Linked DNA regions of Mus musculus: region 2 is linked to region 1. A link is a loop called in an ENCODE intact Hi-C map of the cell type or tissue named here. Cell type or tissue: gastrocnemius. All regions are shown on one strand.

The links. Peaks named below come from ENCODE experiments on the same cell type or tissue, not always from the same donor. Only the 100,000 strongest peaks of a DNase experiment are listed, where the experiment ranks them.
Region 2: a loop joins it to region 1, with 1.8 times the contacts of the local background. A loop is called at or near these places in 7 of 42 quality-filtered maps.

What each region holds. Positions count from the first base shown.
Region 1 is chr11:4,740,400-4,748,399 of GRCm38, reverse strand. It overlaps Cabp7 (calcium binding protein 7), which reads left to right and starts at 1,221. Exons shown (of 5, transcript NM_138948.4): 1 at 1,221-1,781; 2 at 7,888-8,000. The coding sequence starts at 1,673. Gm35102 (a long non-coding RNA gene) reads right to left here and starts at 2,574. Exons shown (of 4, transcript XR_003949631.1): 1 at 1,822-2,574; 2 at 915-1,082; 3 at 576-628; 4 at 1-471. In gastrocnemius, no CTCF peak of the experiment used is centred here; DNase peaks (open chromatin) are centred at 1,512, 2,199 and 3,569; H3K4me3 peaks cover 1,660 bases.
Region 2 is chr11:4,817,252-4,825,251 of GRCm38, reverse strand. It overlaps Nf2 (neurofibromin 2), which reads left to right. Exons shown (of 17, transcript NM_001252250.1): 2 at 4,759-4,884; 3 at 6,625-6,747. Among named protein-coding and RNA genes, the nearest start is that of Nf2, 28 kb to the left of the region's middle. In gastrocnemius, CTCF peaks have their summits at 2,579 (motif pointing left) and 3,554 (motif pointing right); no DNase peak of the experiment used is centred here.

The DNA.
Region 1 (8,000 bases):
GCCTTGGCCCAGGGTGGCTGGGGGTGTTGTCTCTCACTGAGCCCCTCTCTCCCGGCGCCAAGACAGGGCTATGATTAATCAGCGACAAAAGCAGAAACAAGCAGAAAAATGTAATCAGCCAGGGAAGGGCATGGCCAGGCTGTGGCAATCAGCTTTCCTGCTGGGGCCTTTGGCTGATTGGACCCAAGGGGGCAGGGAGATAGTTCAGATGAGGGTTCCAGGAATGAGACTGAGGCCAGCTGAGGCCCACCCAGGCCAGGGGCTCACCAGATCCCATAATTGTACACGGAGACACACACATCTGTGCTCGGATACGCATAGCACTCCCAGCCCAAGGGCCTTCGCACCTGCCCACACCTGCTTCCGGGCTTCTGCCCTTCGCTGCCAGCTCACAGCTCACATGTAGGTGGCCGTGCACAGTTCAAACACTCTCATCTGCAAGTGGGTTTGAAAACGTATCTTCACAGTGTCCTGAACGAAAGATGAAGAGAAACGCATGCACATGCTGCCCCCCCCTCCAGACACCTACCCCCACCCCCATAGAACACATGCTAAGGACCGGAGGAAGGTCTAACCTGCAGCCATGTGACCAACAGGCTCTGGGTCGTCTGCCTCCTCCTCATGGCCCCTGGGGACATGAGACAGACCTTGGCTCCTGCTCTGCAAACTGAGAGGCAAGGGCTCAGGAAGGAGCCAGGACAACAGCCCTTTGTGGGATCAAGTCAACTGCTGGTGTCAGCCACAGGCCAGCGGAGTCTCCTGCAGATCTGTGCTTGGCCTCTGCCTGCTGGCCCTGCCTGGTGACCTTGGCCAATGTCCTTTTCTAAGCCTCAGTTTCCCCACCTTGGAGCCTCTCCTGGCACCAACTTGAGGATTACTGGTCCTGAGGACCCTCGCGCCTGGAGCAACCTCACCTTTCTGGGTCTCTAGTCGTTAGTTCTCAGCTCTCCGCTCTCGCTGGGGGAGGGTTAGTGGAGGCAGGTGGGATAGGGGGTACAAGGAACGGCTCCACCCCTGGTCCACACCACCCGGGTCCTGCTGGCTGCTAACGTGGGGTGCGGGAGACAGCAATCCGAAGCAGACTGGGGGAAAAGCAGAGTCGGGGAGAACCAGAGAAGGCGCCCGGGAGGGCTTGGGGTGGCCGCTCAGGGGCCGGCAGCGGGAAGGGGCGGGGGCGGGAGGGGCGGGCGGGGGAGGCGGGAGCGCGGCGAGCGCCGCACAGAGCAAGCGAGCGAGCGAGTGAGGAGTGCAGGCGGCGGCGGCGGCGGCGGTGGCGGCGGCGGCGGTGGCGGCGGCGGCGGTGGCGGCAGCGGCGGGAGCCGGAGCGGCGGGTCGGGCAGCCGCACCAGCGAGCGGACGAGCGGGCGGCGAGCAACGCGGAGCGCGCGGAGGGAGCGCAGCGCGCAGCGGTCCGAGCCAAGAGGCCGGAGCGGCGCCGCCCCCGCCATCCCTGCGAGCCCCCGGCCGGGATCCCAACGAAGGAGCCGGCGGCATGGCCCGACAGCCCGGGGCGCAGGGGCGCTAGGTCCCGGACGGGTGCCCATTGCCTCGCCGCCGCCACTGCGCGCCGCACCGCGCGCACCGCCCGCTCCAGCCGCCCCCGGGGCCGCCGGCGGCCCATGAGCCCCGGCCTCAAAGTTTGCGGCGGGCGGGCGGGCGCGGAGCCTCCAAGATGCCGTTCCACCCGGTGACGGCGGCGTTGATGTACCGGGGCATCTACACCGTGCCCAACCTGCTGTCGGAGCAGCGCCCGGTGGATATCCCTGAGGACGAGCTAGAGGGTGAGTGCCCTGCCGGGACCCCTGCCACGAGCCCTCCTACCTGTGCGCCCTGGTGCCGCGCTGGCCCGGGGAGCCCGGGACCCTGCTGCGCGACTCGGATGAGCGGCTACGCGGGAGGCGGGACGGCCGGGTGGCCCCGGGCGCCGCGGTGGGGGTCGCCGCGGCGCAGGAGCAGCCCGGCCCCTGCCCGCGTGGCCCCCAGCGCTGCGGAAACTTGCGGGGCCCCGCAGCGGGGTCACTGGGCCGCGTGGCCGGCGGTGACGGTGCGGCAAGGCGGCGGGGGCTGAAGTGGAGAGTCCGAGCTGTTGCCCCCCGCGCCCGCCACCGGAGCGTCCGCATCCTGATCCCTTCCGCGGCGCCCGCCCGTGGCTCTGCGCTCCTATTGACATTCCGCTCGTGTCGCGTTGAGAATCCAATCTGCTCCGGCAGTGGGAGAAGGGGAGAGAGGGCGACTGCCCCGCTCTTGCTGGGTGCAGGGCTACCCCCATCCCCTTCTGCGGCCCTGCGAGGGACCCCCCACCCGTGCGCTGCCGAGGCAGCTGGGAGGCGTTGGCGACAACAAGTGGCCGGATTGGGAGGCTCGGTCGCGATAGCAAAAGCCTGGAAGGAAAGGCAGAGGCCGGAACCTAAACCTCCCCCCGACCCTAGTCCCCGTGCCTTTCGGGAATAGGGACCGCACGCAGGCAGTTGGCTATTGAAGATCAGAGCAGCAGGCCGAGGCTGGGGTTCCTGGATTGAGTGTCCTGGGGCGCAGTGAGACCCCTGGGGCCTTCCTAGCTTTTTCTCTGCTGAGATTGGGGGCGGGGGTGTGCTCAAGATTCCCCTCCCCCCAGGCCTCTTGAGGCCCCATATGGAGTGGAGTCGGAGACTCTGAGCTGATGGGAGTCTTGGTCCCTTAGGGTGTTTGTCGGCTGCTGGGGGAGGGGTTGAGATTACCCAGATGATGGGCCTGTCTCCGGTCTCTGTAGTCAAGGGGTCTCAGCTTTGGGGTCCCACTTGGGCTCATAGGAGTGAGTTGGAGTGACCAACATAGGAAAGGATACTAGTGGGAGCCCAGGGGAAGCCATTCGGGAAGTCTGTCCTCAGCCCAGGCCTGGTCTGGGGCAAATTTTGGGCGAGTAGACAGTGGAGAGAGAGAGAAAGGGTGCAACTGCCATGCTCACTGCACCACAGTCCACCAGACACCCACTTCCCACACCCCCCATGAACTCAGAAGCAGGAAAAGTCGCAGAGGGGCTCTCAGCCCCAACAGTGGAGGCACAGATGGAAGGATGTGTGCTTAGTCTATACCCCGGAAACCCCAGGTCCTGTCCTGTCTGGACCAAAGCAGAGCCTCCTCCAGGTTGAGGGGAAGAGATGGGGCCCGGGAGGGGTGCAGGGCGCAGGCCAGTTTCCCTTTCCTTTACTGCCTTTAATTCTGAGCCACGCAGAAGCGTCCATCCACCCCTTTCTCTCCACTCTTGGGACAGAGGCGGCATGTCTCCCCAGAGAGATCCAGCCTCCTTTCCCCTGCTCCCAGCACCCCCCACATAACCTGGCCCCATGACTCCAGGTCTCACTGGATCCCCAGTCAGGCTATCGAGAAGCTGAGAGAGACAGTCGTGCAGGGGTGAGAAGCGCCAGGGTGGGCAATGCAAGGGCAAGGAGGCCCACGCTCCCTCCGAGCCATCCCGTGGTCATGCTGGCAGAAGCCCAGTGCTGTTAGTCACCATCACATCAAATACACTCCCTGCTTCTCTCTGGTCCCCTTTGGACTAGAGGAGGGGCCCTGGTGCAGGGGGCACCTGAAGGACAGGGCCATCCCTGTGACTGGCAGGTGGAGGGCACAGAGCCAGCAGATGCCTATGGGCATCTACACATTAAGGCAGTAAGTTCTCCAGACCCCTCCTTGGCTGAAAACCAGGTTCTGGGCTCCCTGCAGTGGGTCTTGAATGCCAGGGCTGGGTGCAGAGCGGCTGTCCTTCATACAGATGCCACTTTTGGTTCCTTAACTTCTCCAGTACACACTACTCTTCCTGTCCCCGGGCAGTCTGGGTAAGACCCAGGCCCTGTTGGCTGGAAGGGATCAGTGAAGCAGCCCATAGACTAGACAAGGGAGTCGGTGACCTGGGGTGAAATGCTGCAGACACCTCGTGCTGCCTGCTGCAGAAATCCAGGGGGCGGTCAGTCTGCATGGGGGAGGAGGACCAGAAGCAGCAAGGGAAGAGTAGAATGTGGGGGTGAGAGGAGAAGAGTCAGGCAGTACTGGGTTCGAGTCTCTACACCCTGGGCTCAGGGAGTGAACTTGGACTCTCCCTCTCAGAGTTCGCCTCTCAGAGTCTTGCTTTCCCCATCAATAAAAGGGGATTGGCACTGTTGTCACCCGGACGGATGGCACTGTTGTCACCTGGACGGATGGTGGCCGAGAATGCTGTGGGAGTACTCAGCACAGGGCCTGGCCATGGGGGCTGAGGACCCAAATGTAGGAAGAGCACTCCAGACTCACGAGCTTGAAGCAGGCTTCGCAGCAGGGCAGCAAAGGGCATGAGTATTGGGCCAAGGAGGCAAGCTGAGGACCAGGACTGCAGAACTTGAGGTCCTAGAGAGGAAGGGGCTAGGCAGAGTGGGCTAGGCAGAGTTAACTTGGAGGCCCACCCAGCCCCATGTACGAGAGGCAAGGGTGCTCCCACATTCCTCCTGAATATATCACACCATGGCTGGAACATAACCACTTTCTAAAATGCATCCAAGTGGGGACCTCCAGCAACACTGAGACAGTGTGCTCACCTAGACAGTAGGGTCCAGCATGCAAAGGCAGGGATGGGACTGGCTTCCTGAAAGAGAGAAGCAGCTAGACACAAGGCTGGGTTCTGGAATGGAATGAGGAGCCTCTGTTGAGGGTGGCCAGTTGGGGACCACTGGGGAGCCCCCTTTTCTGCCCTTGCTTCCTGAATCCCAAGCCCGGCAGCTGCCTCTGCACAGGCCAGAAATTCAAGGATGGAGGATTGGGGCGCAGAGCCAATGCTGCGGAGAATGGCAGCCACCATAGAGGGTGACTACTGCCCCTTCCAGTGTTCCCTCTCTGTCCAGACTCAAACTCTCCGGCTCAGTGCTGCATCCTTTTGGGTCTGCAGAAGACGTCAGTCCCAGTGCAGCTCCACAAGTTGGGAGGGTCTGGGAATCTCATGTTAAAAACGGAAGGTAGGGGACAAGATCAGCCTGGAAACCTAGAGGCCCTGCCAGCCCATTTCCAGGCCAGACATCCCCATGCCAAGATGAAGCACAAGTTTTGCCTGGCCTCCCTCATGGGGCCGCGAGGGAGCAAGGCTTTCGGGGAATACATCTAGTAGTGATTGTCTACGGCATACAGTGACAGGGCATCCTGACACCCACCCCCCGTGGGGCCCTTAGCAGAGGCTAGACCTCAGCCATGGAACAAGATTTCATCCTACTTCACAGCCGAGGCATCAGAGATTCAGAGGGAAATAAGTGTCTTGCCCAGGTCGCTTGGCTGCTGAGCAGGAGAACCAGACAGAATTCAAGGCCGGGCTTTGAGTTCTGGTCCCAGCTATCAGGCAGGCCAGTGAGGCATCCCACCCAGGCTTGCCCCAGACTTCCCCTTCCTCCCGCACTGCCATCAGAGATGGTCTGATTTACAAGGCTCACCTTGGGTGATTCTTCTCACTTAATCATTGCAGAAAGTTCCATTGCATAAGTAAACAGCAACATCACACCAGAGCTGGGATTCAAACCTGGGTCTGGGATATCAGAATACTTCTCTGGCTGAGAAGACGATGCCTGAACTGGACCTCTTGTAGGCAGATGGATGGAGTGGGCTGGGATAGTGTTCTGAAGCACTATGTGAGCTAGGTGTGCTGGAAGGGGGGAGGGGGATGCACAGATGGAGAGTGGCCAGCTGTGGATTTACCCAGCAGCCTTGGGAGGGAGGTCAGCCCTGCCTGAGAAACGTCTTTGGTACTCACACAGCTGTCTTGGAGCCTGTCCCCTGAGCATACATCCCACGATTCACTTGCTCATTATTGTCTCTCCTGCCTGGTGCATTTTCCTCAGGGCCCTTGGAAAAGGGCATTGAGGCAGCCCCACAATTGGAGAGTCACCCTGAAACCTGCCAAGGTGGGAAGTGTAGCTCAGGCCTCAGCACAAAGCAGAGAGTGGCTTCCATAGCATCCCCACTGTATCTAGGACTTCGGCTTCCTTCCTCATATCTAGGCAGGGCTCCCTTACGGGCCTCAGACTCCAAGGGGTACAGTTTCTGACTCTGAAGTTCCTCAGACCGACCCGTGGCTCCAATTCTCTCTTCTGTGAGGTGTGGAGACATCTGTTTGAGCCTTCCTTGGAGTGCTCTCACATTCAGTCCTTTGAGCACGTTTATCCTTTCAAGGACAGGTCCTGTTCTCGGTGATGGGGACTCTGTGGACAAGACCCACTCGGTCTCAGCACAATCCACTCGAGGGAAAGAGCAGGAGTGTGGTGGGATGGGCAACCAGAGAACAGGCAAGGCCAGGCAGGGGCAGAGCGACAGAGTCCTTCAGCTGGGGGTCTGGGCTACATTTGAGTTTGACATGAGGACAGACAAAGCTGCAGGTACAAAGCAGTCTTGGTGTCCTCTGGGCTTGAGGGGCTCCCTGGACACCAGTCCAGAAAGGTGACAGCACTGGTTAGAAATAAGAGTAGGGAGAGAGGGGAGAAAGAAGGAGAGAGGAGAAAGAGCGCGGGAGAGAGGGAACTTAAGCACACCTCTGCACTATCCAGATGCTTCAGGCAAATGGACTTCCCACAGCAGCTCCGGGTTCTCCCCAGCAGCCCTGGCTGCTGCCAGGTCTTCATTTCTGGCCACAAGGGGCACATCGCCTCTTTCAGGGCCCAGGAAAATGCTGGGTGGTCCTTGGCCTAGAGCTGCTAGGGTCCAAGGTTTTCTGCAACCCCTGGGTCTGACTCAGATCTACCAGCCCAGCACTTTCCTTGCCCTGACGCTCCTAATTCAAAAAACAGACCCTACAACTTGCCTGAGGCACGTGTGGGTAATGTCTACCCCAGCCGGACAGTGGGACTCTGACCTCAAGACCTCATCATGTGTGATCCTACATGAAGAGCCAGACAAGGATCAGGGCCATGGTTTTTACTCTGTGGCAGGGCCAACAGGCTGGCCTGCACTCCCTCTTCTCAAAGTATAGGCCCCTTACAAGCCATTTCAGGGCTTATGGAGCCCTAAGGCTTGGGATAGTGTAACCAATAGGATAGTGTAATTGCCCTGAATTCTCACTGAACCAGGCTGGCCTCCTGCCCTCCTAAACCCTTGTAGGTCTGCAGTGTGGAGCACTTCATCTGTCTTTATATCTCTCTCTCTTTCACACACACACACACACACACACACACACCCCTACCTTGACTTTGCCCTGCTGAGTGAAATTCTACCCAGGGTACAATTCAGGCAACGGCCATGAAGGTGGCAAGTGAACAAGTTGCCCACGGGGGCTGGAGCTAAGGACTGCAATCTGTCCCTCTAGGGGAATGCTCTTTAGGATCCTGCTGGGTTTGTGAGGACAGCAGAGAGACAGGCAGGGCAAAGGTGAAAGGTTCCTGCTGTGTTTGCTTTAGTGGTGCTCCCACATATCACCCATTTGCTGTGCATAAGACTAAGGTTGGCCTAAGAGCATATACTGTGTTATTTGGTCCCAAAGTCTAAATCAAGTGCATTGTTCCCCAGGTCCAAGTGCAGAATCCCTCTGGCCCTCAGGCCTCAGTCTTCTGTCATCCCACCATGAGTTAGTGCTGCCTGACCGGAACAGGAAGTCCAGCGGGAAGGGGATGAGGCACGATGGTGCCACATGATCATAGGGAGCCTCCAGCAGCTAACCTGGCCAGCGGGTCTGGTGCTCTCCCTGCGCCCACCGCATGGTGTAGCCCTGAGCACGGCAGGGAGGCTGACAGACCCAAGCACGGTCACTGTCTCAGGCCAGATGTACCTTCATCTCCTCTTCCCTGTCTGCCCAGAGACCCTAGATCACAGCTCAAGAGTGTGTCCTGGATACCCTATGACTGGCTCTCAACAGGCCTATAGGTTGCTGGGGACAGGGCCGGTTTCAGCTTCTCTGTTCCTCCGCAGAGATCCGAGAGGCCTTCAAGGTATTCGACCGGGATGGCAACGGCTTCATCTCTAAGCAGGAGCTGGGAACAGCCATGCGCTCCCTGGGTTACATGCCCAACGAGGTGGAGCTG
Region 2 (8,000 bases), 77 kb before region 1:
CTGGGTCAAGCATATACAAACCATCACACCTACCTTGTTGTCCCAGAGAAGGAACTGGGGTCTTTAGCTTTGTGGCACATGCAGCTGAGCCAGCTCCTAGCCCAGAGAGCTTGAAGCTTAAATGTCTTTAAGGCATCTCTACCTTGCTTGCTGTGGGTTTTGGTTTTGGTTTTGTTTTTGAGACAAGGTAGACTTGGTTGACTTGGAACTTACCATCTAGACCAGGCTGGTTTTGAACTCAGAGATCTGCCTGCTTTGGCGTTCCAAGCTGGGATTAAAGGTACATACTACCAGGGTACTTGCTTTCTTTAGGCAGCTTGTCTAAAACTCAGTTGCTCATCTCTTTCCCCCAAACGTGTTGCTTTTTCTGTGTTCCTTCTCTCTTTTCCCTGCGATACCAGGTGTTCACGCTGGAAATGAAGGTAGGTGTCCTTTTTAAATTTTTCTCCTTCTAGCCTGTTTAAATGTTGTTCTGGGGCTGCCTCCTTTCCAGTCCCAGGCTATTTCTCTCCTACTGCCTTTTTTTTTTTTATTAGGTATTTTCCTCGTTTACATTTTCAATGCTATCCCAAAGGTCCCCCATATCCACCCCCCCAATCCCCTACCCACCCACTCCCCCTTTTTGGCCCTGGCGTTCCCCTGTACTGGGGCATATAAAGTTTGCAAGTCCAATGGGCCTCTCTTTCCAGTGATGGCCGACTAGGCCATCTTTTGATACATATGCAGCTAAAGACAAGAGCTCCCGGGTACTGGTTAGTTCATATTGTTGTTCCACCTATAGGGTTGCAGTTCCCTTTAGCTCCTTGGGTAATTTCTCTAGCTCCTCCATTGGGGGCCCTGTGACCCATCCAATAGCTGACTGTGATCATCCACTTCTGTGTTTGCTAGGCCCCGGCATAGTCTCACAAGAGAGAGCTATATCTGGGTCCTTTCAGCAAAATCTTGCTAGTGTATGCATCCTACTGCCTTCTTGATGACAGGAGAAGTCTGCTCTGTGCTCTTGTCCAGACTGCAACTGTTCCTTCCCGGCAACTTTTCCTTACCCAGTAGAGTACAGGCAGAAAGCAGATGAGTCCTCAAAGCCAAAGGCTGAAGTGAGCCACCTGCTCCAGCACACACCCACTCCTGAGGCTGGCTGTCAGTTTTAGCCTCATCGGATACGATTGTGGTTTTTGGTGGTGGTGGTTTTGTTGTTATTGGTGATGGTGGTAGCTTTTGTTTTGTTGTTTTAAGATAGAGTTCCTTCCTCCATCACTGAACCTCAGCTGTTCTTCAGCTCTCTTCTGCCCTGAGTTCTTGCCTCTTTCTCCCACAAACAGCCTCTTTCCATCATTGTATAGCCTCGGTGTGTGGCTGAGCATACTCTGGTATGCTCTATAGTACTTGTTGGAAAATGGACTCTGATCTCACAGAGCAATAAATGAGCTATATGACTCTGCTGGGAAGGGCTTCTGTTTCAGTATTGCTCACTTACTGGCCAAGGTAGGGACAAAAGATTGAGTGATTGCAGAGCTGGGAAAGTGTGTTTGTGAGACTAGGTTTGCCTATCATGAAAAGGGGGGTCAGATAATTGGCGACTCGGTTTACTCAAGTTAACACTGAGATCGTGGGCCGGGCGTGGTGGTGCACACCTTTAATCCCAGCACTTGGGAGGCAGAGGCAGGCAGATTTCTGAGTTCGAGGCCAGCCTGGTCTACAGAGTGAGTTCCAGGACAGCCAGGGCTACACAGAGAAACCCTGTCTCGAAAAACCAAAACCAAAACAAAACAAACAAAATCAACAACACTGAGAGCGTGGATTCACAGGGGGTGAGGACTGAGGCACATTTCCAGTTCTGATAGCTGATGTTAAAATATAAGTAGGAAAAAAATGTAAGTAGGGCATTCTGAATTGTTCTGAGAATTGTTCCTCTTTTTACTTTATTGCAAGCTCCATGGGGGCAAACGCATTGTCTTTTTGCATTTAACAAAAATAGGTCTGCATTTTTAAAAACAAACAAGTAGAGGAGCATACAGAACCCTCAGTAATGCAGTATTATGTTAAGGTTTGCAGCTCTCCAGGATGCAGCCTCGTTCACTGCCCGGAAGCTTTCCTTACAGCTCTCCCTCTGCTGCTCATCCTGCTTCTTGGCAGCCCTGTGCCAAGGCCTGACCTGGCTATGCCTGTGAGTGAGGCTGGATCGGAAGTGATGTCCTGATCCTCTTGGTCCTTAGATACTTAACTTCTTCAAGTTAATGCCTGTTTTTTAGTGGCACGTTATCTTGTGGCAAGGTAGGCATCTATAGTTCATATACCGTGTCCTGCTTAAAATAGAGACAAGCGGACAATTGGCATTCTGAAGCTTCCAGTTCTCCAAAAGAACATTTTTGTTTCCCAAGACAGGGTTTCTCTGTGTAGCCCTGGCTATCCTGGACCTCACTCTATAGACCAGGCTGGCCTTGAACTCAGAAATTCGCCTGCCTCTGCCTCCCGAGTGCTGGGTAGGCACTCGGCTGGTGGTAGAGGTAGGCAAGATGGCTGGTGCGGGGCTGGAGAAATGGCTCAGTGGTTAAGAGCACTGACTGCTCTTCCAACAACCACATGGTGGCTCACAACTATCTGTAATGGGATCTGGTGCCCTCTTCTGGTGTGTCTGGACAGAGCAATGGTGGTGTACTTATATACATAAAATGAATAAATAAATCTTAAAAAAAAAAAAAAGATGGCTGGTGGGTAAAGCTGTCTACTCAGATTTGCTCTTCAGAGCCATAGAGAGCTCTAAGGAGAGAACCACTTCCACCATGTTGTCCTTTGAGCTCCACATACTCACCATGACACACACCTGACACAAGCATCGAGGTCAGCCTCTGCTTCCTCAGGAGCTGTTCACCTTGTTTGTGCTTCTAATTTTCCTCCCTCCCTCCCTTCCTCCTTTTCTCTCCCCTCCCCCTCCTCCTCCCCCCTCCCCCTCCTTTCTTTCTTTCTCTATTTGAGTGCGTGCCATGGTTTGTGGGTCAGAGGGCAATCTGGGCAGGCAGTTCTCTTCCTCTACCATATGGATTGAATTCAGGTTGGAGGTGTTCAGACTTGACAACAGCAAGAGCCCTTACTCAGAGAGCAATTTCGTGGACCCCCCCCCCCCCCTTTAAGCTAGATTCTTACTGGGGCCTGGAGTTCTTTTATTAGGCAAGTGAGCTCTACCCCTTAACCCCCCCCCCCCCACACACACACACACACACTCTACTCCACTCCTTCAGTGCTGGGATTACAAGGTTGGGCCACCACAACCATGGGCTCTCATGCTAGTGAGACAAGCACTTTACTGACTGAGCTGTGTCCCTGGTGGGTAAAGGTTTCTAATGGGGGTGGGAAAGAAGCAGATGCTTCTGCACTCAGGTGGCTTCATCTCTCCCTTACAGTTGAACCTTGGTTGGTCATACATGTGTTTCATATGATCATAACTGTACTCAAGTGTTGTTGAATGTTTATCTCATGCATGGGGTAGTTGGGGTGGGTAGCCATCAAACAGTAGCTAAGAAGTAATATAGGAAAAACCTAGTTAACGTAAAGCCACTAGGTGGCAACATTTACTCAGCCGCCCTGCATCCTCTTATCCTAATGAAGACGTCTTAGCTTGCTTTTTCCAGCTACACCATTGAGTAGCAGAGAAAAGGTTTAGCAGAGATTCTTTAAGTCCTTTTGAAAGTGCGACTATGGAATAGACATATTATAGTATTTTTGTGTGCTTTTTATTAGATATTTTCTTCATTTACATTTCAAATGCTATCCCAAAAGCCCCCTATAACCCAACCCCCCGCCCTGCTCCCCAACTCACCCACTCCTGCTTCCTGGCCCTGGCATTCCCTGTACTGGGGCATATGATCTTTGCAAGACCAAGGGCCTCTCCTCCCAATGATGGCCGACCAGGCCATCTTCTGCTACATATGCAGCTAGAGACACGAGCTCTGGGGGTACTGATATTTGTGGTTTTTTATTGTGTGGGTTAGGACACTGAACATTTAGAATTGTTCTTTGTGACATGAGTAACTGCTTGGGTCTAGCCAAGCATCCTGACAGAGGCCTGCAATTGGCCTATTGACTCATTGTTTTTCTGTTCTACAGTTTGTGACTTTGGGTACAGTTTCCATATATTTAATTTTTTCTTAGTAATACTGTTTGTTTGTTTTTCCAAGACAGGGTTTCTCTGTGTAGCCCTGGCTGTCCTGGAACTTACTTTGTAGATCAGGCTGGCCTCGAACTCAGAAATCTGCCTGCCTCTGCCTCCCCAGTACTGGGATTAAAGGCGCGCACCACCACGCCCGGCTCAATACTGTTTTGTTTTGTTTTTTTTAAGTAAAAAAATTCTTACCTTTTATCAAAAGACAGAGTCACGATTAAAAAAAAAAATCAACAAAAAAATCTCAAGGGAATTAGTGTCTCACCAACTAGCCATCTTCCTGGGCTAATTCTGGAGGCTTGACTCTCCTAAATGAGGCTGCTTATTTACCAGGTTTCCTAAATTAGCAGCTTCAGGGATATTGAAATCTGTATGGAACTGTCCAAGGAGATATTGTGTGTGCTCCGCAGCAATTAAGCCATTAAGCTGTAATTGGTATTTTCCCACTCATGGTTTTGTGTGGGAAGCATTAAAATTATTTGGGAATTCAGTGTTCATCAGCCATTTTGGTGACAGAGGAGAGTGCTGAGAACAATTGTGTGTGTGAGCCCATTGCGATTTTTGCTTACAACATCCCTGCCTGTTGGTTTGTTATATTGCAGATGAAATGGAAGGGGAAGGACCTGTTTGATTTGGTGTGCCGGACACTGGGGCTTCGGGAAACCTGGTTCTTTGGACTGCAGTATACAATCAAGGACACGGTGGCCTGGCTCAAAATGGACAAGAAGGTTGGGCTAGATCTCAGGGAAACCGGTGGGGGAGGCTTGTGCTTTCTGGGTTTGTTTGTTTGTTTGTTTGTTTGTTTTCCCGAGCACGCACTTAGCTTCACTTATCTTATTTGCTCATTGTTGAGGTGTCACAGGGACATGGCAAAAAAGGGAACAATTTTTTAAATGAAGTCATGTATGTAGAAAGCAGATCCTATAGTCAGGCATTCCTAGCCTCCACAGACTTCCCAGACAAGCAGGGTTCCCCAGGACATTTCCACTATCTTTGTATACTTCAGAACAACAACAACAACAACAACAACAACGGTGTACATCTGTGAGAGATTTTCCTAGGCCTCATATTCTTTAGAGTTGGTTTTTGTTTTTTAACTAGCCTTTGAGAACATGAGGATCCAACTGACTTAACCATTGCTAAGGAATAAAGAGCTGGCGATGACGGAGGCTTTTCCTCCTCAGGGTTCTAAAGCACATGGAATCTAGGTTTCTAGCAAATTGAAGATTTGGAAATGGATATGACTTAAGGAAGCTGCCTTCTAAGGGGTTCATATCCTCACAAAAAGACATGCCCATCCATTTTCCTGGCCACCTGACACTGAAGACAGCTGGAGAACAAAGCCCAAGGACCCCTGATTCCCAAAGTTAGTTCACATCTAACGCTGACCCTAAATGTTGTTTCCCCTATCAATGTTACCCCTGAAGTTATCTACCGCATAATATGATGACCAACAAAAGTCTCTTGTCTTACTAAGTAAGGTATTCAAATTGTGTTCACAGCATGTACATGGTGAACTCCTTCATGCTTAGAACTCCTGTTGGTTGTCAGTTTCAAATGGTCACTCCAGTGATTAGAAACTCAGTGCCACAAAGAACCAGTGTCTAGGAGGGCCACCTAGATTAGGTTTATTTTAAATCCCTTGAGGACAGCCACAGGAATTTGGGCAGGCATGTAGAGAGTTATATATCAGCAACAGTAAAGCTTTCTGTATCTTTTTATGATTCTCAGCAAAGTGAATTTTAAATCATACCTGAGTGTTAGCCAAATGGATATTAGATTGGGGGCATCAGGAGTCATAGAACCTGCTGCTCAAAGGAAATAAATTATGACACATGTTAATGGAGCCTGGTAGCATGTTTATGTCCTGAAATGGAATTCACTCTGGGGACCAGATGGTCCGAGCTTTTCAGGGGATGGGTAGGATTGTTAGAAGATTAAAGGCAATGGGTTATTTACTGCACTGCAAGCATTTTGTGGACATCTCTGGAAGATTCCGGGAACAAAGCATTGCCGTGATGGATATGTTTCACTTCTAGTATTCATAACATGTAAATGATCTGTTTAAGCTGTGTTCCAGTGAAACCTATTAGAGTGGGCAGTAAGAAAAAAAAGAATAAAGGTAGATGTAGTTATTTCAGTCTTCCATAAACGATATGCCCAGGATCTTGGAGTTTTAGATTCTAGCTTGTAACCATTTTCTGTGGCTTTGAGAATCCTGGTGCTGTCACTGTGGCTCCGCTCACCCTGTGGGTTATTGATTGATTTGGTTCAGAACCCCTGCATGAAGTGGATATTATATCCTGCTATGGATGGCTCTGTGAGTGCTTCCAATTGTATAACACACACAGCCTTTAGGAAATGGGAAGAATGTAACGGGAAGGGATTGTCTACCTTCCCTGCAAAGCACGCTTTGAAGGTAATAGAAGGGGCCAGCACAGCATGTCTTCTGCTCTGCAATTCTGCAGGTGTTGGATCATGATGTTTCGAAGGAAGAACCAGTTACCTTTCACTTCCTGGCCAAATTTTATCCTGAAAATGCTGAGGAGGAGCTAGTTCAAGAGATCACGCAACACTTATTTTTCTTACAGGTACACTAGCCCATGCTATCTCCCCCTCCCAACCACCCCTACCGTATTAAGAGGACCAGTCCAGGTATGGTTTCAGAAGCAGACCAGGTGAACCCCTTGGAGTTGACCACAAACACTTCCACACTGCAGAAAATGTTCTGCCTCCAAATAGTCAGTCCTTTGGCTCAGTAATAGAAAAAAGTCTTCAGAATAGAACTTTACCCAAGCAGTGAGAATTGGTGTCAGATGAAATTGCAGAGGTGTGATGATGAACAATAGAGTAACCCAGTATAAATCCTTAGTGAAGATGCATCCCTGTTTCTTCTAGCTAACTTAAAAGTTCTCTGACAGTATAAAGAAAAGCCTCAGAGACTTAGCAAAAAGTTCCTTTAAAGTTCAAGATCTGGGTCATTGAGGCAGGAATTCTGAATGGCAATGACCCTTGGCATGTCCCACTCCTAAGGTGTTTCAGACAACCTGCTCTGTGCTACTCTGGGTATATATTTCATTTCCTCTTTTATTAGAGTGCAAGCCCCTTAAAGAGAGGCTCACTGAATATGCAGTTGGTATTCTTAAGTAAGTTATTGTTCAATCAAACTGAAGAAATAATAGGTGTTCCAGAATTACAGGTTGACCACCTAGAAGCACAGTAAGGTTGTTGGTTTAAGGATGGGAGCCTTGCTTTGTTATAGCCAGAGAGCCCCTCAGTTTCCTGGCTGTCTGTAGTGACTGATGCCCAAGCTGCCTAAGCTCCTGAAGATGCCCACTGTCTATGATGTAGAGGATAGTTACGGGCCATTGATTACATTGGTTTCCCAGAATTATATCTGGCTTTTACCTAATCCTTGTACTGTGGAATCTCCGTGTATTGTGTTCATGATACAGTATGTGAAATGTAATATTACCCTCCAAATGTTGTCTTGTTTTGTTGGAGAAGAGAATCTCACTACATAGCCAAGGCTGGCCTTGAGCTTAAGATCTTTCTCCCTCAGCTTTTCAAGTGCTGGGATTATAGTATGTGTGCCCCCATGCCTGGCCAGATAGTTTCACCAAAGAGATCTGTGTGTGTGTTAGGTTAAAAGGTAGCCCTTTCAGATTGTTTCTGTGTTATGGCTGCTTCTTTATCTCTTTGTAAAGAAACTAGGAGATTTAAAGGTTTCACTGCTTCAGGACAGCTCAGCTTTCAGTTTTTCTTGGCTTTAAAGCCTGGGGGAATTATATGTGTGACCGAAGCCACATAAAGATTCTTTAGGGGTTGGGCTGTAGCTCTGTAT